4 separate regions of the Homo sapiens genome follow, and all the other regions are linked to region 4. Evidence: chromatin loops called from intact Hi-C (ENCODE). Cell type or tissue: endothelial cell of umbilical vein. All regions are shown on one strand. Each heading gives the region's core, and the rest is flanking DNA. Links, peaks and the distances in the headings are about the cores only. Region 1 has its middle 11 kb from the start of ITGB6. Region 2 has its middle 30 kb from the start of LINC02478. Region 3 overlaps RBMS1 (RNA binding motif single stranded interacting protein 1). Region 4 overlaps ITGB6 (integrin subunit beta 6).

What was found. A loop is a pair of places that touch in the nucleus more often than their neighbours do. Peaks named below come from ENCODE experiments on the same cell type or tissue, not always from the same donor. Only the 100,000 strongest peaks of a DNase experiment are listed, where the experiment ranks them.
Region 1: it touches region 4 in a loop (12-fold over the local background); 31 of 110 quality-filtered maps call a loop at or near these places.
Region 2: it touches region 4 in a loop (2.8-fold over the local background); 12 of 110 quality-filtered maps call a loop at or near these places.
Region 3: it touches region 4 in a loop (3-fold over the local background); 6 of 110 quality-filtered maps call a loop at or near these places.

The regions. Positions count from the first base shown.
Region 1 is chr2:160,206,965-160,215,070 of GRCh38, forward strand. No RefSeq gene overlaps it. Among named protein-coding and RNA genes, the nearest start is that of ITGB6, 11 kb to the left of the region's middle. RefSeq lists enhancers at 2,605-2,694, 2,835-2,904, 3,555-3,604. In endothelial cell of umbilical vein, for the core only: a CTCF peak has its summit at 3,893 (motif pointing left); DNase peaks (open chromatin) are centred at 1,277, 2,727 and 3,897; H3K27ac peaks cover 3,486 bases.
Region 2 is chr2:160,238,067-160,246,172 of GRCh38, forward strand. No RefSeq gene overlaps it. Among named protein-coding and RNA genes, the nearest start is that of LINC02478, 30 kb to the right of the region's middle. In endothelial cell of umbilical vein, for the core only: no CTCF peak of the experiment used is centred there; a DNase peak (open chromatin) is centred at 3,925; H3K27ac peaks cover 2,307 bases.
Region 3 is chr2:160,331,319-160,339,424 of GRCh38, forward strand. The region is part of intron 2 of RBMS1 (RNA binding motif single stranded interacting protein 1); the gene reads right to left. Among named protein-coding and RNA genes, the nearest start is that of LINC02478, 63 kb to the left of the region's middle. In endothelial cell of umbilical vein, for the core only: no CTCF peak of the experiment used is centred there; DNase peaks (open chromatin) are centred at 1,253 and 3,233.
Region 4 is chr2:160,106,278-160,114,383 of GRCh38, forward strand. It overlaps ITGB6 (integrin subunit beta 6), which reads right to left. Exons shown (of 15, transcript NM_000888.5): 13 at 5,803-5,922; 14 at 1,402-1,568. Among named protein-coding and RNA genes, the nearest start is that of PLA2R1, 48 kb to the left of the region's middle. RefSeq lists an enhancer at 6,319-6,388. In endothelial cell of umbilical vein, for the core only: a CTCF peak has its summit at 3,856 (motif pointing right); a DNase peak (open chromatin) is centred at 3,864.

The sequences.
Region 1 (8,106 bases), core at 1,148-6,147, 100 kb after region 4:
CATTTTGGGATGAGTCCAGGTTTTGTGGGGCCTAAAGATTATACCTTTTGGGAGGCCTTCTTTAAGAAAAGAAATGCAGGCCAGATGTGGTGGCTCACACCTGTAATCCCAGCACTTTGGGAGGCCAAGGCAGGTGGATCATTTGAGGTCAGGAATTCGAGACTAGCCTGGCCAACATGGTGAATCCCCATCTCTACAAAAAATACAAAAATTAGTCAGGCATGGTGGCACGTGCCTATTGTCCCAGCTACTTGGGAGGCTGAGGCAGGAGAACTACTCGAACCCAGGAGCAGAGGTTGAAGTGAGCCAAGATTGCACCACTGCACTCCAGCCTGGGCAACAGAGCGAGATCTCTCAAAAAAAAAAAAAAGAAATGCAAAACTGGAAATAAATCATGTGTGAAAGTGTATATTTATTTCAAATCAGGGGGGAAAACCCATGACAACAGATTACTGAAAGCTTGAAAATTCCAGTCTCTTTGTTTCTTAACATCACCTCAGGCACTTCACCAGAAATGCTTTCTAAAAAACGCTTCCCGATGGTAATCTGGCTTCCATCCCACCTGGAGCCACCCGCAGCTCCCAGATACTCCCAGGCACCTGTGCACACTGGAGCCTAGGTTGAAGCTCTCTCAGTTTCCTGTAAACCCTCCTTTGGTTTCACTTGGGATGCATGTTTATTGTTGCTCATTTTAGTGAGAACTTACCAAGTGCCCGGCATCATTCAATATTGTATTAGGGTAGCCCTATTTTGTTCTCACAAGGCCCCAATAAAATGGGGACTATTCTATTTTCATTTACCAGATAAGGAAACTGAGGCATGGAAAAGTTACACAACTTTCCCTCACTGCTCAGAAAACAGGGCCCTGGAGACAGATCGCTACCCTCCCACCTGAGTTCAGAATCACCCTGCAAACCGCCTCCTGGTAGATAAGAGATGTACAAAGAATCATCAAAAAGATGCCAACAAGAAGTGAAATTCCACGAGGAACTTGAAAAATATGTTCGCCTGTCTATCTCAGGGCTCTGGTTCCAGCTCTAGCTCTGTGTCTAGTGATTTCCTTTTGGGTTTGTTTGTTGCTTATCCTGTAGATCATTGGCTGCCAAAAATGAGACAAAGATGTGGTCCTGGATTGTACCATCTTTCTCTGCTTTAAAGTCAGTACAAATCACTTAAAAACAAAATGAAACAAAACATGTTGCCTGGCCCTTCAGGGGAAGCTGAGCCTGCTGGTCAGGAGCCAGGGCCTGGCATTGAGTCCAGGAGAGCACGACTGTGGGCATTTCCTGTGGTCGGGAGATGACTCAGGATGAACTCCGGCCTCTGAGCCACAGGCAGCCCCGGCACTTCACAGTTACCACCCACACCCCACCCTACTCTGGAGCCTGGCAGTCACACTGCCAGCTACAGGGAGCCTGTCCTGTGAGTTAGGCCTGCTCCAGAGGCCCATGCAGTCAGGGTTCAGAAATTATATTGAAGTCTAAAAGAATTGAACTCTTTCTGTCTTTTAGTTTGTGGAATAAATCCAAAGACGAGATTTTCCAGAAAAATACCATTGGATGTGAATTTATTCTGAATTGACTCTGAGAACTAGACTCGTTAGGCCCCTTTTTCCTATCTGTGAAACAAATAGCAAGACGTCACATGAACAAACACTGATTGCCGAGTGGTTCACTCATTCACAGCTTGCAGAGCTGCTGAGCCTTCTTTTTTCATTTACTCATTTATTGCTTCAGCAGCCGCCTGTGGAGACCCCACAATGGACCAGGCACTGTTCTGAGAGCACAGTGTTGATTAAAACCGACAGGGTCTCTGCCTCATGGAGCTTACATTCCAGTGGGAGAGACAGACAAGAAACACACGAACAAATAAAGATGTCAGATGGTAACAAATGCTGAGAAAAATAAAGGATGGCAAGGGGTCAGAGAGTGGCCAAGGTGGGGTGGCCAGCAAAGCCTCTCTGCTCAGGTGGTGTTTAGGCATAGCCTTGGGGAAAGGAGGGAGGGCATCGCAGGGCTCTCTGGAGGACAAGCAGTCCTGCCTGTGGGAAGAGCAAGTGCAAGGTCCTGGTACGGGATGGTTTGTGGACAAGCAAGGTGGCGAGCGAGGCTGAAGCAGAGTGAGTAGGTGAACTCAAGGAGTCCAGAGGAGATGAGCCAGACAGGCAAAGGGAAGAGGGCAGCTCATGAAGGAGGGGTGGGTTCGGGGGGGCGATGGTCAGGGCTCCAGATTTGTATTCTGAGTGAGAAGGGAAGCTTTTATGGAGTTTTGGTTGGACATGATGTAGCTTATAAGGTGGCAAGTATGCACAGACTATAAGACGATAAGGATGGAAGCTGGGGGGCCTTATTGCAGGCTGTTTCAGCAGAGATTATGACAGCTTGGTCTATGGTGGGAGTAAAGGAGGAAGTGAGAAGTGTTTGGATTCTGGATATATTTCCAAGATAGACATGATTTACAAACAGATTCCTCATAGGGAGGGAGAGAAATCAAGGGATCAACGATGACTCTAGCAGTTATTGAGGCCCTGAATCAATAACCCCACCATCACCACCAGGGTTCTCCAGCTGTTTCAGAGAGAGAATACCATCTGCTCATCAGCAGAGTCATCGGGAGCTCTAATCTGCTCTAACAACTTGGAGGGTCATGAGGAGTCATAACTCTGCAAAAAGCATTCCATGGTAGAACCAGAAAGGTCTGAACTATGCAGGCCAGTGCTGTATGGAGACTGTTTGTATGCTGTGTTAACATTCCTTCAGTCCAGTGGAGGTCTGATTAGCCAGCATCTTCTGTTCTGGAATTCCCCATGACTTTTTGGTTGCAAAAGAAAACCTGGAAAATCCCTGTGGTCCTCTAGTTCTCTCTAGCTGTGCTGATAGACTAATTGGGGTTAGTTTCAGTAACAAAAGTCTCCCCTAACAGAATAAAAAAATACTCCTCTTAAGAAGGCAGAAGAGATGGGTATATTTTCTTTTAAAAACTCCTTGGAAAGTGGAAGGACTTCAAACTTCTTTTGACCTTAAAGATGCAATTTATTCAGCTGCAACAATAGGGAAAGTTCTAATCCTTTAAAAAGCTGGGAGAAATGGTGGCCAGTAATTATTATCTTTTTATTGTTGTTTTTTTAGACAAGGCCTCACTCTATCACTGGGCTAGAGTGCAGTGGCATAATCCTAGCCTCACTACAGCCTTAAACTTTGGGGCTCAAGCGATCCTCCCACCTCAGTCTCCTAAGTAGCTGGGCACATGCCACCATGCCAAACTAATTAAAAAAATTTTTTATAAAGATGGAGGTCTTACTTTGTTGCCCAGGCTGGCCTAAAACTCTAGATCTCAAGTGATCCTCTTGCCTCAGCCAGTGATCATGTTTGAGGCACATCCTTGGGTGGGTCCGTGGAGGATTTATTACTTTTAACTGCCATTTTATGGAATTTTCTGATTGTTTCAGATGCATACTCAGTGAATCCTGTCAGTAAGTTTTCAGGGAATCAAATAGAGTAAAGGATTGGGTATGAGGTGAACACCCTAATCGTTAAAAAGGCTAAACAATAAATTATTCTAACAAGCTAATCAAAATGGCATTAACCTGGTGATGTCTCAAGACTTGGAAGTGGAGAAAGAAGAAAAGCCTTTAAAGCAAATTCAGCTGGCCTCTAATTAAAGACGGTGTGTCAGATTTTTACACCACAACAGACGTAACGAATCTATATATTGTTGGGCATAATTACTTCCAGACAAAAAGCGGCTCCGGTGAGCAGTCAGGTGTGAGGCTTGTTTGGGGAAGTATGAAAACCACCTGCCTGGGCTGCAATCTCTGTTGCGTCCTGACTACTCTGGCTGGAACTTTGCTGCTCCTGAGCCCAGGGCCCTTTCCTGGCACCCCCTAGCGGTTGAGGGTGTAACAACCGAGGCATGATGAAGCGAGAGGCTCACAGTAGTTTCAACATTTATTAAAGGAAGGAAATGAATCATTTTCTTTATATCAAGGAGTTCGATGTTTTAAAGTTTCAATCAAAACACAAATAGGAAAGTTTTTTGATAAAAGACAATTGCTGTTAGTTGCAAATATTGGGGGAGGGGCAAACATTCCCTATGCGTTGATGAAATTAAGTTATCTTGGACACCAATAGAGTAAGGCTCAGCAGCATGGAAAAGGCAGTTGTCAGCCCTGGTCTCAGTCCAGACCTTGGTGGATTGATTATTGGACATTTGTGGCATGGTATAGATTGGTCTTGAAATTGTTTAGGCCCTATTAGGCAACCAAAGATTAGGAAGACAGGATTTAAACGTTAACCAACAGAAGGATTTATTTTTATGAATGTTGCTGGAGGAGGAGCACAGCTTCCTAAAATGTGATCTGAAGTGAGCTGTTAATCCTTGCCCTGATAATGAAATGCTCCTGCAGTTTATTTAATATAGACTATTAAATCTTCCATCAGAAACTCACAATGTGCATTATAACCTATTAAACACTTCAAGAAGCCCCACAGGGAAGAAAATTGTTTACTTTTGTTTAACAATTAAACAAAAAACTATTTTCATTATCCTATGATAATATTGTAGTCAGATTTCTTAGGAAAAGGCGGGTGTGAATTCATGTGTTTACTGCTGCCTTTTTTGTGCATTCTGCAATTCAAAGATCTTTCAAGATGGGTTTTCCAGGAGACGATTCATTTTCCCAGGAAAGCCCAGAGAGGAGGTCCATTTTGATAATAGTTCAGATAAAACACTTGCAATAGTGATGGCTCATTATAAATTTCTGGACTCAGACCCAGCCTTATAACCTAGTATAGTTAACCTAGTGACTATAGCCCAGATACTACAGTTTTATTACTGAATGACGTAGACTGGTTTTCTTTGCGAAATGAATTTCGAATACGGCTATCTATTGTTTTCCTGTATCTTCTGGGCAGAGGATCCCAGTTGCTGCTTGCATCTGCCCTTGGTCTCTTTCTTTTTGGTACAATAGCCTGTCCTCAAGCTGTCATCTGCCTGTCTGTCCATCTACCCATCTTACTTGCAGAAGGTCCAGAAGAGTAGCTCCGTTAAGGAAACAGCATTCTCTTCCTAAGGTAGGAAGCATCTCTTCAGGTGAGAAAGTGTGCAGCATTTTTTCCAAACTTGGATTTTCTGCTGCTTTCTTATGATGCAGGCATCAGGCAAGGTGGGAGCAATCTGAATGAGTTTGGCTCTCTTCTGTTGACACCGTCATTCTTAAAATGACCAGTTTTATCAAGAGTGTGCTTCTTTCATTGTTGCAGTAATCTGAATGAATGTATATGTATATATATGGTCATTTGTCCACCTCCTGGGGTCAAAATAGTATATAAGAGTCACTGCAATTCATTCTGCTTGGTTTTCTAAGGAAAAAGTAAAATATGATGTAGGTGTTTTAAAAATGGAATCCAGTAGCAGATAGGAAACAAAAAGGAGATATATTTGCAATTTGTGAGTCTTTCTCTTTTTTTCCATTTTTCTCAGATAAACAAGGTAGATCTTGTTTGCATGAGCTACATGCAATTACAGTAGTAGTCAGAGTCACAGTTTGAAAAGATCTAAAAACCAAGAAACACTGAGGCATGAAACAAAGTTTAGTTACTACATTGGCTTTACTTAGCTTTGGAATGAGTCAAAATTACAGTTATAATAACATTTTCAGACAACCTTACTCTAAATATGTCACATCATCTCACTTAAAAAAATGATTTAGCCTGTTTCATGGAACATTGCAAGTACGAATTCCTTGTTCCTGATAACAGCCCTAAAACAATAATAGCGAACAATGTCTCTTATAATATGCCAAACACTGTTATAAATCTTTATCACAATGTGAGGTGAGGTACTGATATTTTCCCCATTTAAATAATAATATGTAATTTAATATTTTAGAAGAGTTTTAGATTAGTACAATTTCTATATATCCCATAGCCAGCCGTCCCTATTATTAATATCTTATGTGAGTATGGTACATTTGTTACAATTTTTTTTTGAGACAGAGTCTCACTCTGTCGCCCAGGCTGGAGTGCCGTCTTGGCTCACTGCAACCTCTGCCTCCTGGATTCAAGTGATTCTCCTGCCTCAGCCTCCCGAGTAGCTGGGATTACAGGCATGTGCCACCACACCTGGCTAATTTTTGTATTTTTAGTAGGGGCGGGGTTTCACCATATTGGCAAGGCTGGTCTCGAACTTCTGACCTCAGGTGATCTGCCTGCCTTGGCCTCCCAGAGTGCTGGGATTACAGGTGAGAGTCACCGCACCTAGCCCATTTGTTACAATTAATAAACAAATATTAATACATTATTATTATCTAAAGTCCATACTTTTTTTCAGACTTCCTTAGTTTTTACCAAATGTCTTTTTTTCTGCTCAAGGCTCCTCTTGAATTCTCCCCATTTTACAGAAGAAAAAGAAAATGACTCAGGTTAAATAACTTGGTCGCAGTCTCATAGGCACTAAGCGGAAAAGTTGGCCTCAAATCCAGGCAGTCTGATGGTAGGCAGGTGGTTAACCTTAATACTAAACTATCGTTACCTTAATAGTGTTATTCAACTTGAATGACTGATTTGTCCAGGCAGCAGAGCAGCAGGGTAGTGTGCACACCTTACCCAGGGGGCTCCGCTGGTAGTCAGGGACTGGCCAGAGTCACATGGGCAGTTTTCAGTACTAGAACTAGAACAACAGCTCCGATTCTCAGAGCGTTGGGTGGCCTAAAACAACATAAATCAATTTTCTGACACACGGTTCAGGGAACCAGAAGCCTGAAAGCAAGCTGTCTGGAGGCTCTGAGGGAGAAGGGGTTCCCTCCCCCTCCCTAGCTTCCGGGGGCTGCCGGCACTTATTGGCATCCCTAGACTCGTAGATGCATCATTTCGATGCCTCGTCTTCACATCTTCTCCTCTGGCGTTCTCCTTCTCTGTGTCTTTTCCTCTTCTTATAAGGACACTTGTCTTCGGATTTAGGACCTACCCAAAAAATCTGGGATTATCTCATCTCAAGATCCTTTACTTAATTACATCTACAAAGACGCTTCTTCAAATAAGATTCCATCCACAGGTTCTGGGAAGGTGAACCTATATTTTGGATGCAGTCGTCATTCAATCCACTACAGGGGCTAGAAGTGCTCAAAGGGTTGTTGTGAGGATAAAATTAAATAGAATTACATGTGGTACTTGCAACAGTAGGCATGTTTTTTAAAATGACAGCCATTTTTATGATTACTCTTTTCTACAATATGAGTCCTCCTGATGCAAAAGTTTCCAAAATGCAATAAATTCGTTCATCCATGCCCAGTTTATACGACTATTATTCATTTTAATAATTGCTTTATATTACAGTTTGTAGTTTCTAAGTTTCTAACACTTGGTCCTGCCAGGAACTTCACAAGGCTGTGTGAATTCAGCCTCTTTTTTCCCTTTTCTTGGTGGCCTAGGTAGTGGTGAGCTGGGGGGCACCTTCGGTCCACACTTTCAGCTAACAACACTTGTCAGAAACACACACTGACATATGATCTTCTCATGAAGCCAGGGTCTTGATGAATGAATCCCTTGTCTGTTGCGGATGTGGGTAGACTTGCCACAGAAAAGCAGCTGGACAGCTTCAGCTGTTGCTCAGCTCTGTGGTCACCCTCTGTGGTTGCTGGGTGCTGCATGCTCCTTTTCTGCTCCAGATCTTTATTGAAGGGACAGAATTCCATCTTGGGGCTGAGCATGGACCCCCACCCACCCCACGGTGCATTACTGCTCCATCCCTTGCCTGGGCTGTGTTCTGCAGTCACGCCTGGCAGTACAGGACTCTGAGCTGGCTTCAGTGAATTCCTTCTGCATTTGTCACAGAGTGTCCAAATGTTAGAGCAGGAAGGGTGAGCCAAGTCCAACCCACTCATTGTCTCTCCATTCCCTTCTTCACACCGTTGTTGAGTAGATGCACTGAGCATCCACTTTAGTAAGGCATGATGCCAGGAGCCACTTATGGTGGCCAGCAAGCACCATGGGCAAGCAGTGGGGCACCCCACACCTCCTGAGGAGCTGTCCGTGTGGTTTCCAGTGAGTGTTGATGGTTTATGTGTTACCTAGAAAAAAACCTTTAATACACCCATTTTAAAGACCT
Region 2 (8,106 bases), core at 1,844-6,843, 130 kb after region 4:
TCCCTGCTCCCTCCCCATATGCCTTAACCAAATTCACTCCTCATCTGTCACCAACCACTGCCAGTATTGTCTCACTTCTGCTCAAGGGATTCCTAATACTTGAATGCCCTTCCTGTCACCTACCTCTGCCTGACATAACATGCCTCTTTCAAGACTCAGTTAAAAAAAAATCCTTTTTGGAATTTTTCCCCAGTCCTCTGCCTGAAGCATTTTTCCCTTCCTGGAGCCTAGAGCTCTTTATTCTCTGGTCTTTCCCTAGAGTCCTGCATTCAGTCCACCTGGCTCCACTTGTGAGTACACTGGAACCCTGGGTGTGCAGGGTATTCTGTTTCCAGGACAGTGCTGCGGTGTCATGTGTGCTCAATAAGAGTTGAATTCAGAGCTAGGAGGAAGAAAGGATTGAATGGTAGCTGACACCACACTCCTTGACCTCCTTACTTTCACTCTTTTGCTTGTACTGAGCTACAGTCTGATTTACCTTTGGGTGTCGTCAACTCACAGCAATGTAGCTTTTGTCCTTCCCACGCAAGTTCTGCCAAGTTCTTCCCAGCTTGGCTCTTCCTTGCGCTTTTGTTGTTGGACATGCCCCACAGCACCAAGAGGTCCTTTTTTGTGTCCCTACCTTTAATGCTCACACACTTTCCTGACCAAGCCAGAAAGTCTCATTGACTTGTATCCAAACTATTTATTACTAGCACTTCCCAAAGTGTATCCTGGTGGCACCAATTCTGGGAATGGGTCTGTGAAGGGAAAGGCTTCTTCCTGAAGTGGATTCAGGATATTGAATATTCTGTGAAGTTCTGCAGTAAAAATACCTGTTGAGCATCATCAAGCCAAAGAATCACATATTTCTTTAACTACTGAACCATTTTTCCCCTGTGGAGTACTTCCTAATACTCTGAAAAATTACAATTTTGCAGAACAGAATTGTACTATATTTTCCTAGATGACGTAGGTGTGCAAGAATATTTGTGAAATAAATCGGGGACTAACCTGCTGATAGCACCACAATTCATGCATATATAGAGAGATAGAATAATAGTCAATAGCATAAAACATAGTATAGCAGCAGACAGCATTAGTAGATGCTCCTTACAAAGCTGGCACTGCTCTGGAATTCACTCAATTCAGGAAGACACAGATTGGTTAATAGCCCTGCTAAATTCACACAGCTATTAAGTAGCAGATGATGGCCTCAAACTCAGGGGTCTATCTTTCAGGGGCTTGCCTTAGTCACCCCACTCTGGTAATGCATACCCCACAGATTTCTCTATAACTGAGATTTATATGGAACTTTTCTAAGAGCAGGAAACTAATACTTATTTTGTACCCACTCATTTAAAGTTCTCAGTAACCTTGTGAAGCAGGAATTCAAATCTATATCTCAAGTCTTCCAGTTACAGGCTTACTTCCACGTTGCTTTTCCATTTGTGAAAAGGCTCAGAAGTGCTACTGGGACCCATTAGTGCTCTCTGATCACTTGTTAGGGTTTCCTTATGGCGGCGGCTCATTTGCAGCAATTCCTTTGAGAAGCCTGGAGGAAGGGCTGAGGGAAAGGCCTCTCCCAGGGACTGCTTGTAAGCACAGAAAACATATCTGGAAAGAAAAGGCGGCATTAAGCCAAGGGCACACATACATCAAAGTAGCTTTTCTTTCCTTTCACTAACAAGTCTGAGAGGCCAGGAATAAAAGACTAAAAGGGTCTGTCAGCCAATACAGGTGAGAATTGTCGATTATCAGACTCCATGGGAAAGAGAGGAGGGCTTGATGACTGGAACATCTGCTGCCCTCCGAGAAAGGGGCCCACCTAACACCGAGTTGAATCTTTCTCGAAGCTGCAATGTGCATCCTCCTCCACCCCAAACTACACAAAAAGGCATCATAATGGAAGCGTAAGACGAAGGCAAAATGAATGCCTTTTCTCTCCCTCTCTCAGAAGGATAATGGTGGCACAGTCCAGGCTGATCAAGTTAAGGCTGAGAGGAGAGTATGTCTGGGTCTTTATCTTCAGCAGGAACCCATTGGAGGATGGTGGATTGTGAGAGTGTCCTGGGACATGACCCTCCCAGATGTGGCATCCCCCAGAGGAGCCCTTGAAAGGGAAGCAAAACAGGGTCAGCTGGCCTGCTGGTCACCATGCTGGGCTTCACTCTGGGCTGATGCATCACTAAGGGAAATCCATGGGGATTAGGTCTCCTTTGGAGAGAGATCTGAGCCTGCAGATGCCTCTTAGTGAAACTGGGCTCAGTCCAGAGCAGTCTTGCTGGGCTTGAAGGTACTGTGGCAGACGGTGAAGCAGCCAGGGCTCTGAAGTCAGCGGGTTGGTGTGAACTGCTGTTCTACTACCTTCTAACGTGCTCTCTTTGAGCCTCGGGCTTTCCCACTGTACAATTTATATATTAATAATAATTCACTGAGTGGTTTTAAAGAGTAAATGAAATATATGTGTATAGACTCCGTAAACTGAAGTGCTGTAAAATGTAAGCTGTTATAATTATGAGACCATTTTTACCTATCTCAGATCACCTAGGTGGCCACTGGAATCAGGACTTTAGCAGAATCATTTTTTTGGTCACACATTCAAATGTTGGCTGTAAAACTTGCCTCCCTTTCATTAAGCTAATACTTACTAATATTGATTAGATGGTAGGTACTATTGGAGCCATAGAGGATATAGAGAGAAGACCTGGCTCTTGGTCTTGAGTAGCTCATAGTCTTATAAGGACAACAGCCCTGTAAACAGATATTACACCTGACTTACACAAATTCAGCCCAAATCTGTGTGTGGGTGGGTGGGGAAATGGTGAGGCAGATGAGGGAGAGAATGAGACTGTGACGGACTTTGCAATAGGATCTGCTCAGGGCTACCACGAATGTAAAGCTATAATGTGCACCTGGGGGAAGGTGGTCACTGGGAAGTTGGAGAAAGTTTTGCAGGGTTAGAACCACCTTGGTGACAGATCATGGGACAAGCTGCCAAAGACAGCAACTCCCTGAAATAGAGGAAACTGCAAAGGCACGATCCTGCAGCTTCAAGGAGGAAATCCAAATGGTTCCAGGACCACCCAGAATGCTTATGCCTTGCAAAACTCTAGGGGGTGATATTTCAACTATACTCATCATAGATTAGCATATTGCTTAAGACTATTTTATGCAGATGGGAGTCAAGTGTCTTGAAGGAAGGTGACTTTTTTTCCATTCACAAATGATGCTATATGGGCTTACCAAGTTCTTCCCAAACCTTGAGCTGCTCACACAGGCAGTGGCACCCAATTTGAACCTTGCATTCTCTTCATGCTACTTCCCCTTTGGGTGAGAAGGAAAGGGATGGTCATGTTCTTGCACAGGAAGAAAGCGATGGTGACAGCCTTCCTAGGGCCAGTGGGGCCTATACCACCTAGCTTATAAGAAAGGCTAACTAACAAACCTCTACCTTCTCTTTGAATCATCTGGTTAGTCTTGTTTTCACACTGTTTTTCTCTTATTTCTTTTCAACTGAGACTTACAAACATCAGGACAACATTTTCCCTTTAAAAGCCAATTTAAAAGGTGCCATGGTTAGAGTAAAGGCTGGAGAGTAAAGGCTCCTTCTTGCTCCCCCACCAGCCACTCTTCCAGGTTAAAATGCTTAAGGTGTGATGACTGGCCCAAGGCCAGGCCTTTCCTGAAGCTTTCAGACTGATGAGAACCCTCTTGGACTTCCTGGAAAGGAAGTAAGGTCATGGTGAGTTCATTCCATCACATTAGGAAGGGGAATTATTGGGTACTTGCGGGGAAGAAAGCTTTCTCAAGCATAAGGTTGCCTAGAGTGAGAAAAACCATCCTGATCGTTTCTCTCCCTCCATGCTTTGTTTCTTTTTGGCACCATGAAGCCTGGGTGCCCTGGATGCCTGGGCAAATGTGTTTTATTCCTCTTGGCTCCATGCCCATCCAAGCTGTCCCTGCCCCAGGCCAAGGCAGCTGGAGGTGACTCATTGTCTGAGTCTAGTTCCTGTAGATTCTGGGCTGATTTCGTTTCTTTAGGAAACTTCCAGCACTGCCCTAGACTTGCCTTAAATCAAACCACTCTTTGAGATCAGGGACTGCTGCTTTCTACCATTACTCCTAACACTTAGCACAATGTGGGGCATGTGGTAGGCACTCAGAAAATCTGTTGAATCAATAGAATTAATGGTGTATTTTACATGGATTTGTGTCTGTCATGTCAGGTTTCTCCAGACGAACAGAATCAATAAGATTAGATAGATACATAAAGATAGAGATAGAGAGATATTTACTCTAAGGGATTGGCTTACACGATTATGGGGGCTAGCAAATCCAAAATCTGCAGGGTGGGCTGGCAGCCTGGAAACTCAGGGAGAATTGGCTACTACAGTAGAGTCAGAATTCTTTCTTCTCTGGGAAACCTCACTTTTTGCTTTTAAGGCCTTCAATTGATTGAACTGTTGAATATAGCCCACTTGTTATCAAGAGTAATTTCCTTTACTTAAAGTCAACTAATTGTAAATAATAATGACATCTACAAAGTACCTTCACAGAAATACCTAGATTAGTGTTTGATTAAATAACAGGGTACTAGAACCTGGCTAAATCGACACGTAAAACTAACATCACATCGTTCGTCAAATGATGTTCATGGAAACAGCCACCACTACCATCACAACCATAGCAAAACAACAACAACAAAAAAACCACCACCAAACAAATAATGAAAGTCCAGAAAAACAGCTAACTTAACATCTGTACCCCAGTTCCAGCTAGGTGCTGCCAGCACCAAGATATTTAAAACACATTCACTGTCCTCAAGGAGATAACTCTTTAGTGAGGGAGACAGTCCAGTAAACAGATAATTACACATTGATGAAATAAATACTATAATCAAGATGTGAATAAAACTTGCTCACTGTTGTTTAGAGTTTGGTAACCTTGAAGCAGTCAGAATGACCTTGGTAACCCGAGAGAGGGTCTGATGTCAGCCAGGCTAATATTACAACCTAGCTGCTCTGGGGAGAGAGTTTAAAATACCATCTTTAAATAAATGGACTGTGAAACAGCCAAAGGGTCTTAATGCCAGCAAATGTCAAAACACCCAAGGCAATCTGGGTATTTGGGGAAAGACTTGTAAGGCTACCACTCTCCTTCTTGCTCCCTGCAGCTTTTCCTGAATTCCAATCAGACACACAGGGCCCTGTCTGAAATCGTCTGGACAAATCCCCCAAGACATTGATGCCTGGGAGGGCAGGTTAATGATGTGGCTCCGTCTGTTGCCTTACCTATGGTAAATGAGGCCCAGGGCTAAATTTGGCAATGTTTCTATTTCTGGAAGGATAGCCTTTCATCTTGTTTCCCTTCCCCCAGTAGTTGTGAGCAGACTGCAGGCATCTGTTGACTCCAACAGTTCTGATAGCTTTAATATGCTCATTTTCTTCTACTATCTTTCCAACAATATCTGTTGTCAAATTAAAGATTGGGCTGTACACATTTAGTTGCAGATGCATTGCTAATAGCATGATGTTGGTGGTGTTGGATTCCTCCCTTGTCTCCTGCATAGAAACATTAGGATCATGCAAACAAATACCAATGTCCCTGCGTTCTTGTGCCAGTCCCTGTGGTCAGATCCATTAATGAGACTCCAAAACTGGGCCTGCCGCTGACTCTTGTGGAAGCAGAGAAGTTGAGGACAGTAGAGAGTCTCATTGGTACAGAAAAAGCAGCAGGGATGGTAAGATGTCACATTAAGAGTCAGAATCTGGCTGGTCAAAAGAGTATTCAAAGACTGCAACCTGCTGCCCAGGAAGAGGGAAAGCCTCCAATCTCCTAGTGGCTCTCTCAGGATGGTGGGATTGGAAAGGGGCACAGAGGAGCCCTCATTGTTTACTTTATACACTTCTACATTGCTTAACTTTGGTACAACGAATATATATTACTTTGGTAATCTAAATATTAAAAACATTTTTAAAAAAAGATAATTGCTTACTTAACACAGTAACAACAATAACAGCAACAACACAAGAGGACCAACTGACCCTGACAGGGAAATACTCTGGACCCCACCAAGCATACACAACATGAGGGCAGATTAAAGGCAACTTTGATCTTCTGGTTCTTGCTGAGGATTTTAAATGCACTACCTATCCAGGACAGTCCATTCACAGCAATGTAGCCCACTTTCCCCGCCATCCCAAACCCAGGATCTTTGTGCTAGGAAGTCCCATAACCCCACCTAAATCTGATGGGTGGTAGGTGGCAATGGCCATCTGAGTGTTGATTTGCCAATCTAGATGGAGCTTAGGACTGACACGCAGTTTAATTATCATGTAGAGCTGCAGCTGGAGGTGGCTGGAGTGAGTTGACATCTGCTTTTGCAAAGCACAATTTCTGCAAAAAAAATAACCACCAGAACTCTTGATTCTCTCTAATTAATGAAGAGGAAGCCTAGAATCTTCAAAGTCCACGAATGTCATGCTGCCATTGTGTCAGGATTGATCTCCTTTGTTCTAGACCGAAGAGCATGCCTCTCCTGCCTCTCCTGCCTCTCCTAATTCTTTATAAATTGAATTTTTCGATTACTAGTTGTGACAGCTATGTAACGTGACTTCAGAAATTCACCCGCAGTTCATGCTAGTATTAGAAGCTTGAATAATAATAATTTTTAAAAAGAACCATAATGGAACAAGCTTTCTGTCTCTGACCCAGAATTAATCATAGTGAAGAGACACCTACTGAAAGGAGGGTCGTTAATTAGCTCTAATGGCTCTTGCTGGGTGGAGTCTGAATGATTAGGAAGTCTGCAGACAGAAGGAAGGAGGAGATGCTTCCCCTTCCCCGTCTGTTTCCATGTGATGCCAGGGTGAGGCATGATGGGATTTGCTTCCAGGGGACAGGGAGTTGTGATGGAGGCCAGAGCTGCGCTCAGCTCAGTAAGGGATGCATTAGCCTGGCAGACCAACAACTCCGAACATCCTCCAGGAAAATCAGGGGAAGCGGGTGGTTGTTTCCAATGCAAATGGCCTAACCCTGTGGTCTTATCTGAGCCTATAATGAAACCCAGCACACAGAAGCCAGAGTGGGATCCTATTAAGCCTTATGTCAGATCATTTCACTCAGCTTCAAACATTCCAGTGGACCCCATCTCTTTAAAAGAGAGCAGACATTGTTCATCAGCCTGGAAGGTCCTGCCTATCTGGCCACTGTTTCCCCTATGACCTCATTTCCTACTCTTCACCTCAACTCACTCTGCTCCTGGCACATTGGCTTCCTTGATATTCCATCAACACTCCAAGCATGCACCCATCTCAGGGCCTTTGCACTGGCAATTTTGTCTGTCTGTAGCACGGTTTTCCAGATTTTTACTTGCCTCACTTTTTTTCTTCTTTTAAGACTTTGTTTAAATATTACGTTCTTAATGAGGTGACAGTGACCACTCCATGTAAAATAGAAACCTCTCCCCCAGCACCGTCCTTCCTCTTTACCTTGCTATATTTTTCTCTTAACCACTTAACACACCTTATACTTTCCTTATTTATTATGTTTATTGTTAAATCTTTGCCTCCTCTATCTTCCACTAGAGCGTAAGCACCACAAAAACAGGGATTCTTGTCTGTTTTGTTCACTAATGTATCCTCAGCATCTAGAACTGTGCCAGTTCAAGAAATACTAGCAGAGTGGAAGAATCAGTCCTTACACTTTGGAGTGCTCGCTGGTCTGTGCGAAGACTGCATGTGCCCATCCACATGACTGCTCAAACATCTTATAAAGGCAGTTCCTTTTTTTTCCTCAAGTGCCTAGTGAGAGTATTATTGTTTCCTTTGATTGCCAAATGTTAATAATTAAAGCAAATAGGGTGATCAGAGTTAACTATTACTTGAGGTGTTTATTTCTTTTCCGGTGGCTTCTATTAGGAAAATCTTGTCTGAGACTGGGCAGGAATGGTGCTTTTATGGGAGGGGGGTGGTTTTTGTCCCCAGGGTGTATGTTGTTTTCTTTCAGTCTGCAGAGAACGGGAGGTCTTTAGAGACATTGTGCAGTGGAAATCATGGTGGTCAGAGGCCAGGGGGTTTCCTTGGTGTAACTCAACAGTGACTCCACTGAGGGGGAAGCATTCTT
Region 3 (8,106 bases), core at 1,213-6,212, 220 kb after region 4:
GAAATTTAGCATCTTTCTGCAAGACTCAGTTTAATGGCATTCTCTAGCATTTTCCGACCTTCCCTGGCTGAGCTGAGTGCTGTCTCTGCACTCTGCCCATGGCATCCTGTCCACGCAGCATCTTGGTGCAGCAATCAGCACACTGCTACATTATCTGCATGGCTGTCATCCCCATTAGGTGTGTGCCCTTGGACTGTGTGTTTTCCTCCTCGTATATGAGGCCTCAGCATAGTGCCTGAAAATAATAAACATTTGACATTCAGAAGAAAGGAGTGGAGGAATAAATAAATAAGACAGCCTGTTTTCATGAAGTGTTTTCTACATTGAATGCAATTATTCTAAACATCTCCTTTAACCTGGTCTTCTGAGCTCTTTCAGAAGAGAGTAAGCACCATAAACAAAGAGCTAGAAATCACATCCTACAAGGAAGGAACAGTTGAAGTTCTTACCGATGCTTACCTAGAAAAGGAAAGACTATAAAGCAGGCCTTTCCAAGAACTGGAGTCGAGTGTTTGCAGTCACTAGAAGTTTTCTAGCAGAACTAGCCTGGGTCAGGGAGGGTGCTGCAGAGCAGGGTTTCACAAAAACTAACCTGGGGAAAGATGATCACCACTGTGTCAGCAGAAAAATAGGTGCCATGGATTTGTCAAAAAATTAAGTTCGATTATGTACTTCTAATTTTTTTGATAGTGAAATGGTCTTTCTTTTTAAGAAAGAGTGATAAAAGATGGTGGTTGTTGGAGTTTGTGTTCTTTTTGACTCTATGCTGGATCCCTAACCCTAATTATTTTTGTTTAGTTTACTGGTCCTTAAAATCTAAAAATCTAGGAAACTACTAAAATATGGTGGGTTGGGGATAGAGGCTTTGATATCCCTGCTTTGAAAGAGGACTGGACTTCTTGTTGATACAAGATGAATGTCAGTAAATATAATGATTACATGTACAGAATTACTGAGTAAAAGAATAGCGGCAAAGATACCTTTTAAAAACCACACCTCACAGCATTCAATTTATTTTAATTTCAAGTTATAAACTGGGACAAAAACGTCCCAATACAATTTTGTAAAATCTTGTATGAATTGACCATGCCACAAACAAAAATCCACATAAGAGAAAAAAAAAATCAAACAACAGGGGGAGGCATCTGATTAGCTTTTCTCCTCATTCTCTCTGGGATTCAGCTGAAGTGAGCATGTTATCAGCAATGATGCCTCCTCACACTTCCTGTGACTATCCTGCTGAATTAGCAGAACACAACCCCTCCACTGCCCTGACTTCCTGCTTCCTCTCCCGCTTTGTTCAGGGCTTACTTAACTTTGTATGCTTAAATGGTCAGGGTAAAAATGGGTCCTGAACATCCATGCAGGATTTTACAGGTCTGTCAAAAGACCCCTCAGAGCCAAAAAGGAGTGAATCCTCCAAGGGGAGCTGAGATCCTAGTGATACTAGAAAATCACTGAAGACATGGGGTCAAAGCATGGAACCAGAAAGCTTCTTTACATGACATGGTTTTATATATATATATAAAGTATGTTTTTTATACATATATTTTATATATATAATGTTTTATATATATAAAACATACTTTATATGTGTATAAATGCATACACGAGTGTTTATACAGACATACACATACACTCATATGTGCATATGTCTATACACACACATACATAAAATAAGTATAAACTATTTTATACTTTAAAGAGTAAATGTACCAGCTCTGGCATTAAAATGGGATTCAAGACGTAAGGCAACCCAGGTGGAGGTGAGTTCACTCTTTGCAGACCTCACCCCAGAGGCTGCTGGGTGATGATGGAGGTGGGGGCAGAAAGGGTAGGTGGGCTTTCTTTGAGATCGAGTTGAGGGAAAGGCAGGGATATGAAATGATTATCTCTCCTGTGTTATTTGAGAAATATGTATTATAAATCATCTATATTGTGATCCTAATAATAATAATTCCCATTCTCTTGTTAGGAACACAGTATGTGTTGTAGAATGGAGGTACAATAAATGATACAGTCCTGAAGAAAACTTATGTGCCCTTTCCCACTACTTAACTGCTCAGAGCTCAACTTATCAAAATATTTGTTTTGTTTTACCTGGGTCAGCCCCCACCAGGCCAGCCTGGGACCCTTCCACAGGCCAGTCCCTGTTCCAAACCACATCCAGAAGAAGGTGATAATGACCTCCTTAACACCCAAGCCTACACTGGGCTCAGTAATTGCTCCAGGCCCCTGCTTGTTTCCTCTCACAAACACCTTAACTCAGAAGGAAGGCAGGGAATGGCTTGAAGCTGAAGCTCATTTCCTAGACCTAACTCCAAGCTCTTCCCAAACCACACAATTCACTGATGGAGCCAATAAGACAGGAACGGGGAAAGTGAAGTACAGGATGGGTGGTGGAGAGTAATAAGCACTTCTAGGTCCATTAAATGAAAAATCAAATTTCCTTCTAGTGGCTGAGCATAAAACAGAAGAAACAATCATAGAAGAATCAGAGAGATGTTGTGATGGAAACTCAGGAGATAACAAACCCGTTTTTCTAAAACCAACAAGTACCTCAGAGAGATGAAGCCCCATAACATTTCAGCATGAACTCTAGTGAACTTAAAAAAAAAAGAGATAAAAAGTGCATTCATTTTAAATGCATGAAAACATGAGTGGTACAGCACTTATTCTAGTACCACAGACATGAGATGCCCATATTTATAAATCCTTTTTTTGACAATGATTATTTTGAAAACTCAGTTCTATCAACATTTTCATTCTTTCTAATGAGGAAATCCTCCATCAATGTTCACAGAGCATTTATCTATAGTACTTAAAGATTTCCATTTAGCTGACACAACATTATGTAAGGAGATTTTGCAGAAAAGGAGAATAAGATGTAGTAATGCATTTTAGGTGCTCAACAAAATATTTTTGAGTAACCATATGAGCTAACAGAAGGAGAATTTGTTATTTCTAATGAGTTTAGCAATGAATATGTGGGCAGTCAGAGTAAAAACCAGGAGAGAGCTATGACAAGTACTTGACTTCTATGACAAAGTTTTAAAAGTACTGTCACATTTGACACATTATCTCATCCAAGCCTGCGGCAACCTGGCAAAGGCGGTACCATTAATCCTGTTCTACAAGGAAGGAAACTAAGGCAGAGGGGACAAATGACTCATCTTTCCCCACTGCACTGCAGTTGAAAGAAACCAGAAAATAAAATCAGGTTATTTGGTAGGTCCTCAGTAACGAGTCTGAGTCAGGTTCCACTGAAGCTCTTTGAGTAGCCACTTCCAGTGACTATGTGTGTTAAGGAAACTGTTGGCTAAGAAGGGAAGAGATCATTACCAGAGCCAAGAATGGACCCGAGCCAGGAGGAATGTATGGAGCCAAGGAAATAATGCAACACAGCCCCCTTCTTTAGGGAGATGAAACAGAAAAAGTTCAACCTAAAATTCAACCCTTTAGTCACCATTCCAGGCTAAGTTTAAATCACAAGTTTTAAATGTATACTAATATGAGTAGAGACTTGAAGTGATTCTGGGGGAAAACACAACCCAAAACGGTAGTTTTTGAGACAAACACTTAAAGCTATAATGGATACCTAAGATTTTATCCTGAAATGTGAAAAAAAAAAAGGGATATTTATCTCAGAAACAAAAAGGTCAAAACCCTTCAGCTCATCACATAATAAAAGCAAAGTAATGAGGATTAAAATCTGTTCCAATCAACCCTGCAGAAGAAAGAGGATGATATGTTTAGAATCTAAAGAATATGATTTGTACACACAAGCTCAACAGAGAGAGAGAAATGATTCCTGGAGAAATGGCATGTGGTGGACCTATCCACCACTTGAAAAGGGGATGAGAGAATGCATAAAACATCATTTAGGGGGAAATTTTTTAAATGTATTTTATTATCAAACTAATGAACCAAGTGAAAAAATGCAAAGGTATAATGATTTGCAGGAACATCAAGCTCCTACTCAGAATATGGAGTAGCTGGGAGAAGGAGGGTGGCAAAGCAATGTCTGGCAGCATCCGATTCACCAATGGGCTGAGATGCTCTTACTGTTACACCATGCAGCAAACCCAGACATGACAGTTACAGGACAGCAAACTCCTAGAGAACTGTTCAAATTGTTGTGTGTAAAAAATGTTAATGTGCTGGAGACAACAGTGACAATCAATTTCATAAGACCAACTCGTTCCTGCTCTCGCTAAATGAAAAGAAGGAAAGCTAAAGTATGTTTGGGTTTTCTTTTCATTTGTTCTCAAGTTCAGGAAGCACAGAACAGATTTTCGTAGAATCTTGGCTAATTGGACTTACAATCCTGATGTAACTGTATCCCATATAGTCATGCCAATTAAAAACTTCCCAGTCGAGAAGGACTCTTTTCCCCAGGATCTTCATTATATACTTCCAAAACTACATGTAATGTTAACTGTTCTTAGCTTCCCTTTGTGTCTAGGGCACATTTACGGATTGGTTCCCACAGGATTCATCCTGCCAGGTATTCTGTGCATTTTTAATTATTTGTTTCTTATGGTCTTCACAGCTGACAAAGAGGACCATTCATTAAAAGTATAATTTGGAATGGTCACTGAGTCTGATACTCTTCTGCATAGACTGCAAATTAATTCAAACCTTTAGCCAAAGTGGGTTAGGATAAGCTGTCCTTCATCATTTTCTCCTGTTATTTTACACTGAGCAGCTCATGTTAGGGTGTGAAATTTAGGTGTGTTCCCTTTTCTAATAGAGATAACACACACTATCAAATTGGCAAAGATAACAACAACAACAAAAACAAAAAGTGAAAAATCCCAGGTCAGAGGGAAAATGACAAACTAGGCATACACATCTGGTAAGAGCAAATTGGTTATACCCAGAGTGCAGTTTGGCAATCTGCAGCAAAAGCTAAGTCATTTCTCCTAAGAAAATTATTAAGAATGTATACAAACACTCTGTGGCAAAGATTACATAGAAAAGTTAACAATCTAAATACTAAGTGAACTGCAGAATAGCCACAGAGTGGAAAAAGCATGTCATCAGTGATACTGTATGGCCTTGTTTTTTAGCGGGGAGACAACCCATGCCTCTAAGAAAGAGGGAACAGGATATTGTATCCTGGGAGACACAGACCATGAAGAAACCAAATACACATTCCCCACCTTCTTTTCTCTTGAAATACCTAGATCAGTGCTGTCCAATAGAAACAGAATGCAAATCACAAATGCAGCTGACATTTGTAATTTAAAATTTTCTAGCAACCACATTAAAAAAACAGATGAAATTATTTTCAATAATATTTTCAATACAGTATCTCCAAAATATTATCATTTCAACATGTAATGAATATAAAAATATTGAGATGTTTGACTTTTTTTTCCTAAGTATTTGAAATCCAGTGTGTATTTTATACTGCCAGCGTATCTCTATTTGGACTCGCCACATTTCAAGCACTCAATAGCCACATGCGGCTGGTGGCCACTGTGCTGTGTACGCAGATATAGATGTTTATGGGCTGTTGCCTCTTTCACAGTTTAACATTTCCCTTGCCATGGGAAATAGTAGCTTGGCACCATTTAAACCATGGCTAACACAGTTGCAGACTCTGCTTTAGATTGTTTATGGTAGTTGCTTTAAAGTGGGCTCACATTAGGGCAATAATCCAACTTTTGTACTTCTGAAGTTATTTTTCTAACCCTGGGTCTCAGGGAGATAATCACTCACTTTTGGGGTTAATCTCTGAGAATGTCTGAATAGCAAGGCATACTTGAAAAGTCCCAGAAGCATTTTCTTTTCGTTTTTCTTTTTCTTTTCTTTTTTTTTTTTTTTTGAGCCAGAGTCTCGCTCTATCGCCCAGGCTGGAGTGCAATGGCATGATCTCAGCTCAATGCAACCTCCACCTCCTGGGTTCAAGCGATCCTCCTGCCTCAGCCTCCTGAATAGCTGGGATTATAGGTTCATGTCACTGCAGCTGGCTAATTTTTTGTATTTTTAATAAGGCGGGGTTTCACCATGTTGGCCAGGCTGGTCTCGAATTCCTGACCTCAAGTGATCCGCCCCACTCAGCCTCCCAAAGTGCTGGGATTACAGATGTAAGCCATCGTGCCTGGCCCCCAACAACTTTTTCCTTTCAATGTACTTGGTAAGACTAATAAATGGTATAAATTAAGTCTTGTGGCACAGCAGAACATCCTACAATTCTTCCTTCATTCCCAACTCTTAGGGCTTTGAATGAGCTTTAATCATATACTTTGAGTGAAATGAATTATAATATATGACTTGAGAACACACCTCAGAATGGTACATTTGTTTGATGAGCTTCATTTTAAGAAAAAAACTGGGGGGGAGGGGAACCACATATTTATTCACTGCCTAAAAAACAAGAAATTGACTAAATCTGAAGCCAATTGACCCTGCAGATCCGCAGCCTCTACTTGTCTGAGATACCAAAATTTAACCACATGATGTTAGGGGAGCAATCAGGGAAGCCACTAGCTCTTAGGGCACCTTTCTTGCAAATTAGAAAAATGTACCCTGTATGGGAAGGGTCAATCTCTGAAGTACAGGACTTGGTGACTCAGTGTGAGATGGATATCAGCTCCATTCACCCCCGACCAGGCATTCTTGTGCTTGTGCAGGTGACAATGCCCACAATCGTACATGGAATCCTGGGAACAATGTCCCAGTTAGCATACAACAGCAGACACAGGTAGAAAGCTTTGGTGACAGCAGTGAGCTCAGTATGTAGGTTACAGATTTCCTCTGGACATCCCAGTACCAAAAATACCATCCTTATTAAATACTGCAAAATTGGTAACTGTCCTCCTTATGGAAAGGTGAGGCAGAAAATAAAGAATACCAGATTTTCAAAAAGTAAAACTACTGTTATGCATCCAAATTGGAAATTAAAAATTTAAAGCCTAGGGCAGTTCTTAATATGAATAAATATGTGATGAACTTAATGAAAATATTTTCCACAAATCTTTATAAAATATGTAATACATGATTCTGGGAGTGTCCACCACCCAATGATATAACTGAGAAAGTTGGAGTTTGTTGATTGCACACTTTTTCACTCCTCCTTTACTGTAGTGACGAGAGACTATAGAGTACTCAATTTTATGTATACTAGAAAAAAGTTACAGTACATTCTATTGTCTATCTAAATAAGGTCTAGATGAAAGTGCACAATAATGGCATGTCAAGCTCATCTCCCCAACCAAATCTGGTATTCCTTATACATTGGGAAAGCAGTCATCATATCCTGCTTGCTATCTATATATCTTTTTCTCACATATATTTTAATCTTGTTAAGGATAGAAACTGTTTTATTCATTTTTATGTGCTATGCTATCTACCACAACACCTTTGACATAATTGGTGCTAAATAAATGGTGGTTGAATTGATTTTTTAATTTAAAAGACTTAAAAGTTCAAAAAAGAAAAGGTAGTGGCCATAAGACAGAGAAGACAGGGTGTGCACAGAGGAGCCTCTGATAATCACCCACTCAATAGGCAGAAGAGGAGAGTTGAGGAAAGAGAATGAAGCAAACACTATTGGTTCCAGGCCCTATTTGTGCCAGGCACTGGCCAAGGAGCTTTACATATGTTACCTTACTTAATCCTCATCACAGGCATTATAATCCCTACTTTATGAACAGAGAACACTGAGGCCAGGAAGCAAAAGCAAGTTGTCCAGGATCATCCACCTATTACACAGGCAAGCAGGGTTTCATTAGGCCTGCCTGAGCCAAATCACATCTCTCTCCCCAGCGCCCTCAGCACTGGAGGCCAGGCATGGTGGGAGGAGCTGCTGAAGAAAAAGCCAAGAAGCCAGCTGCACAGACTCTGAAGAAAAATTCTATTGCATGTCATCTAACGAGAGAGTTACATTTTCCCTTTTTCCTTTACCTGTAACACAACTCCTTCCAGTCCACTGAAACAAATGTTTTCATTTTGAATAACATGACCATCTCAGCACAAATTCTAAATTGATGAACAAGTTATTTTAATAACATTCAAGATAAAATTCCAGGAAAAAAATATTTTGAGCTCTTATTCCTTTGAAGTTTATGGTAACAATGACTTGTTACTCGTTTTTCC
Region 4 (8,106 bases), core at 1,840-6,839:
ACCTAGGCTGGAATGCAATGGCATGATCATGGCTCACTGCAGCCTTGACCTCCTGGCTCAAGTGATCCTCCTGCCTTAGCCTCCCAAGTAGCTGGGACTACAGGTGTGAACCACCATGCCTGGCTAATTTTTGTATTTCTTTTTGTAGGGATGGGTTTTGCCATGTTGCCCAACTCGAACTCCTGAGCTCAAGTGATCCAATCCTCCTGTCTTGGCCTCCCAAAGTTCTAAGATTACGGTGTGAGCCACCATGCCCAGCCTTTTTCCAGTTGTTTTAAAAATGTATTTTTACAGGTGGACTGTTCAAATCACGATCCAAACAAAATCCATACATTGCATTTGGCTGTTGTATCTAAATGCATTTTTAATGGGAAGATAAAGTAGATAAAAATTTTCAGTGTTCATTGTCCTGTACCATGTATTATCATTAATTTAGAATAACCGCATACAACAGAAACATCCCTTATCAAGATAAATTTATCAAAAATGGAAAATTCCATTTGCTTTAGGAGTTGAAGGCATTGCTATAAAAATTGTTAACATCAAATTATTTGGGCGGACAAATCCAAAGGAGCATTGCGTCTACCTGTATTTTCTCCAGTGATATCATTGTTGTTAGAATCAGCAATGTAAGATAATTGCTGTTAGATACCTGGACACACCATTAGAGATAGAGAGATGAAATTAAAACTATGGAATTGTTTCTATGGGTCTCTAGAAATGTAATTATCTCTCCTGTGGAAAAGAAACACAGAAAACTATAGTCCTGCCTTCTGATTGCCTCTTGTGAAGAGAAGGCAGTTAAATTATTTCTGTTGAGTTTATGTATTTAAAGGTTAATACTTTTGGGGTTTTTTTCAGGTCTCTGTTTAAAATTTATGTTATTCAGAAAAAATAACTGCATGGCATTTTAAAAATCATCTCAATTTTGCTTTGTAACCTATTATATCAGAAACAAGTATTTCCAAAGAAATTGGCATGAATTATCGTACTATTTATGAACACTATTCCATTCATTATAACATAACCAATTTATGGAAATGTTTAGATATAGCACCCGTGCTTTATCAAATGGGGCCTGAGGGATACTCCTAGTGGTGAGGAAGCGCTGGGTAAAAATATACTTCCCCAATGTCCCTAAGCAGCTGTCTCAGGAGCCTCATGAGACCCTTCATCGTGGTGGAAATCCCCACCGCACTAAGACAAATATAAGCTATGAGGGTCATCTGGACCTTTGCCCCTGAAGCAGAACAGAAATCAAAGCTGTTGGAGTCATGGCGAGAGTGGGAGAGAAAAAATGTGACATTTGAACTCCCAGAGCAGAAGAAAGCTGAGCCCCTCAATCTCTTCCACCAGCCTCTTTCTCCCCTAGACAAGGAGTAGCCCTAAGTTTCCACATACCGTTTGCCACTTGGCTTTTGATCGTTCTGCTTCAAATTTGGCAACTTCTTTACGATCATGAAATGACACCAGTAGCTTCCAGATGCACAGTAGGACAACCCCGATGAGAAGAATAGCCAGGGAAACCCCTAACATGATCATGGGAATGTTTGGAGGCTTCGGACAATCTGCAGAAATAAAGAAAATTATAAGAAGGTGGTAAAATCAACATTTTGACATCGGAAAGGCATTTCTTGTTGGATTTTCATCTACATTTTCTGCAGCAGAGGATAAATATTGACACCATTTTCGCCTTGCTTAAATTTTAAAAATGAGTTACTTGTTGAAGAATAGCCCTGCATTCCTCAAAGTAGAACAAAAGATAAAGGAAGAATTTAGATATTTGAAGTAAATGGATATAGACTTGATGGTTGACTCTAAAAGAGAATCCAAAAGAGTGATAATTAATGCACATGGAATATTTAAAGGATTAAGAAAAAGACTAGTTTAATCACTAAACATGGTCTCTTCTGAGTTCACGATAAAGCAGAAATGGAGTGTGTGTGTGTGTGTGTGTGTGTGTGTGTGTGTGTGTGTGCTGCATGTCATCAGTTTTTCATGGACCTTCTTGAATCATGGGGAGTCTAGAAGACTATATTAAAAGTTATATAAAAACCTATCCCTTGGAAAAAATTACTATTTCCTTCTTTCTTTATAGACAGAAGACAATGATGGGTTTCAGTTCTGTTTTGTTGAACCCTAATGCAGTAGTCTGGTTTTGGGGAAGTTCCTAGACTAGATTCAGGAGAGGTAGATTCAATTCCCATCTGATGTACAGTAGCTGTGTGAATGTGATCCAGTCCCTTGACCTCTCTGAGCCCCAGGCCCTTCCTCTGTAAAACAAAGTTCAGTGTTCCCTTACCTTTTCTGATGATACCAATAAGCTGAACTGTTCTTGCTTACTAACACAGCTTCCTGGACCCCTTCCCCAATATTCTGATTCAGTGGGTCTTGGATAAGCCACCGATTCTGTGTTATTAAATATTCTAAATTATTCTTATCCTCAAGCAAGTCTGGGAAATTAGATGTTCTGTAGGGTACTTTCAACTTGAATATTCTATGAAATGTTATTTTGACTGTATTGAAGATATTAATGTAATTTTGCAATTATACAGTACGTTTCCTAATTCACAGCAGAATGACTAATAGTCCTTGCAATATGCCTAGGAGATGATACATTTCTTAATGAAACATTATAATTATGTTCTCCTCTTACTTTCATGGAAAAAAAATCCCACATAAAATTATCATTAGATATCTGCATCTCTCTGCAAGAAATGAGGCAAAATCCATGGGATCTGGGGAGGAAATGAATGATGTTTAGTTTATCCTAAGTCTTACTGCTTTTAGATATTTAATAAGGAGAGTTATACACATATGACTAGTCATGCTGTCTTTAAGGTAAGGATCTGGAGTTGATGTGAATCTGAGTGGGGCTAATTACCCACTAACAGCATGATGCCTGGCCTCACACACTTTTGTTCTTTGGCCAAGAAACCATGTAAAGAGATTATGCAGAAATAAGTAAAGGAGCTAATGACATAGCTATTACTGTATGAAGATCTAAAGACTATATTCTCGCATAGCAAATGAACCATAGCTGCCTCTAATAGGTGAGCACATTCCTGCAAATAAAGCGGCAGGCCTGTGTCATGAGAATATATACTGGCTACATCTTTGGCTAAGAAATGCCTGGGGTGGGGCATAGTATGTTCCTGTTCAAAGCAAGATGAAGCTTGCTACAATCCTGCACCTAGACATGAATTAGGAGGGTTCTCCAGGAGGGACTAAAGAAGAAATGGGTGCGGTCTGGCAGAGATAATTATTTTAAGAACTGAAAGTCCTCAGGAATTGTACATTTCTCAATTAAAGATGTTGGCCCAAGTGCCAGAGCAGGTCTTACACAATAGAGATCATCACTTTTCATACTTGGATGTTTCTTGAGATGCTCAGACTGAAAATGGATTTCTACGTGGAAGAAGAGGGTCACCTCTATCACTGTGGGCAATGTGGCCCATCGAGTCCAGGTTGGTGCAGCACCTACTTCTAAGGTCCTGAGTATCTAACTGTGCTACATGCGTTGCACAATCTGGTAGCTCAATGTGCATATTGAGTGCTTGAAATGTGACTTTTCCCAAGTAGCTTATGCTGTAAGGGTGAAATACACACTGATTTTGAACACTTGGCATGAAAAAAATGTAAAATATCTCAGCTTTTATACTGATTACACGTTGAAATGACAATATTTTGGATAACATCGTAAATAAAATTCATTTTACCTGTTTCTTTTACTTTTTAATGTAATTACTAGAAAATTTTAAATTACATATAGGGTTTGCCTAACAGTTCTGTCGGATGATGCTGATCTAACATCTTTTTGTGATTCAGATAGTTATGATGATTGTACAGCCAGTAGGAGGCAGTAGAGCACAGTGGTTCAGAGCAGGGGCTCCAGGCCAGGCTGCCAGAGCTCCTCCAACTAGCTCTGGCACGTAATTACTGCCAGACCTAGAAAATTATTTAATGTCTCTATGCCTCAATTTCCTTACCTTTAAAATGAAAATAATAGTGGTACCTGTTTTATATGGTTGTTAAGAATATTAAGCGAATTAATACATGTAAAATATATAAAACAACATCTGGCAAATGGTATTAGGGCTCAAAAAATGAGAGCTGCTATTATAATAATTAATATTACTATTGTTACAGCAAATACAGCACTCTTTCCCCTTTTCTATCCTCATCACCTCAAGGGCCTGGAGCCTCCAAGTTGGAACCTGTGGGTATAGCATCTACCCTAGCTGGTACTTTCCAGCCAGGAAGCCTTCCCGCCTATCATTCCTTGACTCTGTTGTGGCTCTTATGCTCTGGAAGTCCCTCCGGACTGTGGGGGAAAGAAAGAAGATGAAAGAAGCCACCTGTGTCCACAAGCACCCTGGTGGCGACCCTTCACTCAGTTCTTTTTTTCAATTTGCTTAGAGGACCCTGGGGATCAGCCCCTTTCTCACTTCTCAGTTTGCCTCTTCTACCCAAGCCTCCACCAGGCCACCCTGGGATTTTCTAGTCTGAAAGCTGTGAGACGGGAGACAGGAGGGACCATGGACCTCTGGGGACAGGTTCTGCTCTGCTGGCCCCTGGAAGTGCCAGGCCTACCCAACCATGCGGACATTTGTTGAGGAAGAGGGAGCCTGGAGGCTGTCAGGTGACTCTTGTTAAGCCTCCGGGAGGTTATGTTTCCCCTCACTTTTCCCTACTACAAAAGCATGGGGATAATAACACGCCATAATAAAAAGCATCAGGGCATCTGTGCGTGCTCTGCAGAATGGCATGTTGTGGTGCCACTCTTATTGTGTGGAAGAATAAAAGAACAGACAACAGCTCAGTAATGAGGAGGCATTTAGCCAAGGCATGTTTCACTGAAAAAAAAAAAATCACCAACTAGATACAAAAGTCTCTGAATTAAAAGCAGGACTTATTCTGGAAATTCGTTTTTGTTTTTGAAACTCGTTTTTTTCAATAGAATCAATACTGTAAGGGATGGCTTTGATTTCAAGATAACTTGCTAAAGTCACTGCCACAGTCACAGAGGGTTGGGAGTGTAGTTGGAGAATTTTATTTTGTAAGACAGATAATGAGCAGGCAGGCTTTTTTGGTATTATAAAGTAATTTCTCCTTATACAGCAGGATTCTCCTTATGTTTCCCTAATGAACGGCCACAAGACTCATTTTATGTATGCATTTCAAAGGAGTTGATTTACATGAGATTTTTCCAGAGCAAGACTCCAGGGGCACTCGGCATACCTGAGCTTCAAGGCCAAGTTCACAATCATCTTCAGATTTCAGGAAGATGATGACTGCTGCAACTACAAGTCATCTTAGCTGTTTTTTTTTTTTTTTGGCAGAGTCTCACTCTGTGCAGTGGCGCGATCTCGGATCAACGCAACCTACACCTCCCAGGCTCAAGCAATTCTCCTGCCTCAGCCTCCCAAGTAGCTGGGATTATAGGTGCAGGCCACCATACCCGGCTAATTTTTGTATTTTTAGTAGAGACAGGGTTTCACCATGTTGGCCAGGGTGGTCTCCAACTCCTGACCTCAAGTGACCCACCCTCCTCGGCCTCCCAAAGTGCTGGGATTACAGGTGTGAGCCACCGTGCCCGACCCTTATCTGGTCTTAATAAGAGACACTGGAACATACTGAACCTTCTAACTGGCATCTTTCAATCCTTGGGAAACTTTAAGAAACTTCATCAAAATTTTGGAAATGTCTTTCCTGGCATGCTACCCAGAGCGATTTTCTGGTTGCTTTCTCTTCTCCTGTGTAGTATCATTTGCCATCGGCAATGGAAGGCAAAACACCCACCTTTTTCATTGATGCTGTGAATGATGGTTTTCCCCTCATTATCTGTAGTTATTAGGAATGTAATAAGACATTCATTTTCTCCTTGCAGAGAGCAGGAAACAGAACCATCCTTTGAGAAATCTGCAGATAAAGGAGTCATTCATTAGGTTAAACAAGATTCCAAAAGAGATTGTTTTTAAAACAAAGTAGTATTGAGTTTTAATATGTAAATTAGAGTTTTCAATATTGCAGAATGAGAATAGGAGAGGCATAGGTTTTTTTTTTTCTCATGAAGTGAGGTTTTCGTTTTCACTCACGTTCCAGAAGAACAGTTCCAGTTGTGGTCAATCAGGACTGACCATCAAATGTGCCTATCAAACGGATACGGGCAGGATTGCAACAGGCTGAACGTACTTCAAGGCAGGTACCCACAGCTGCCTTGGGAATAGAATGGCCCTGATTATGGTAATGAGGGGGCTATAGGTTCTTTGCTGAGAGCATGAAGGATGTCTAGATTACATTTCTGCACAGTTCAAACTGATACTGATACTTTTAAAGGGGCCTTTCTCACAACGACATAGTCAAGATTGCTGGCCATGTATTGTGGTAACAGTAACATAAATTAATATCAGGAAACTGAGACTGAAGCATTATGTAGCTCAGGGACCAGCAGGATAAAGGTAAATAAATCCACAGTGACAGTTTGTCTATCATTCAGTAGAGCTCCTTTCTTAATTTGAAAAAAAAAAAAAATCCAGTTTACCTTAAATCTTTTCCAAGTGGGAATTTTTCCTTATTGAGCTCATTCAAGAGGCAGAAAATGAATGTCATGACAGAAATTAAAAGTAAAGTAAAATGGCCAATCTGAGATGCCAGTACTATCTACCAGAAATTTTAGTAGTCCAGGATGTATGCCAAAATTATGTGGCATTCTGCTAATTAAGAAAACCAAACAAATTTGCTTAACTGTTCTCCTATCTTTTAAGTTGGAGACTTTTCAATGATGGTTACAAACACTGTTTTTCAGAAACCTGTAAGTAGAAGACGTTTTTCTCCTAATCTAAACTTTTAGGACATAGGTCCAAAATTAGTGTGTTATGCTACAATGGATCAGAACATTAAAACTGGGGCTGCCCCTGATAATCTTGGACATACTCCTACTAGACTTATAACCTCTCCCATTAGCTTAAAAATAAAAACATTAATAAAGCAGAATCTAATGTGTTTTCTGAATCTAACAAAAATTAAATAATAGTCTGTTTTTGGTCAAAAATGCCATAGCCATAGATAGAAATATTAAGTTGCTGTTTGCTGTCTTTACATTTTGTTTGAGATGAAAAACCCAACAGTGTCTGTGAGAAGTATGCTTTGTATTATCTATGAAAACAGGAACCAGCAAGACATTTAGCATTGTAAATAAAATTTCGGATGATAGATTTAAGTGTACAAACTGTTTTTGAACCCATTAGAAACATCTATTACATGGGAATATTAAGAAATCTAATTACAAATCATCCTAGTCTAGTCATTGCCAAATGATTATGGTCATCTAAGTCACCTGGGAGTTTTGAAAATGTAGATTCTGGGGACCCACCTTGGGTATTCTGATTTGAGAAGTTGGTTGTGTGCAGAGGAGCTTGTACACTTAGTGAGTTGTTTAATAAGTATTTTTAAAAAGGAGATTCTGATTAAGAGATTTGGTGAGATGTGTGTTATTTCATATATTTGATTGCAAATGGTATTGCATATATAATTCATACGTTGGCCATTTTATTTGGCCTTTACCACATCTCCTGTTCACTTGCCCCTCCAATTAGCTAGGGTTCATGAAGTCTTGGGGACTATGCGTTTTCTTCTTGGACTGTTTTCTTGCTTCTTTCCCCCTCTCTGTGGGAACAGCCCAGGCTCACTCTGCTCGCCTTGAACATATTTAATGAAACATTTTATTCTGTGGTAGGAAATATGTGAGTGGCTTATCATACTCCTTTCAGTAATATTAACCATGTTTTTAAAAATTTTCTTTCAAATAGCTGCACTGAAGCCTAGAGAGGCTTACTTGACCTGGTCAGGGTTATTTAAGTGTTAATGGAATGGCAGAATATGATCTTTGAGTCACAACTCCCATGTTGCTTTAATTACTTCACCACTCCTTTTCATGACTGTTACGGCTCTAGATGTAGCCTGTTTCATGGTGTTTGGGTATTGAAATAGTATTCTCAAATGTGCAACGACAGATTTGCATAATTCGCTGCATAATTTCTTCTGTTGTTCATAGAAAATGGATCTCTCTTTTTTCCCTTCCTTTGTGAATGTCTACAGTGCTGC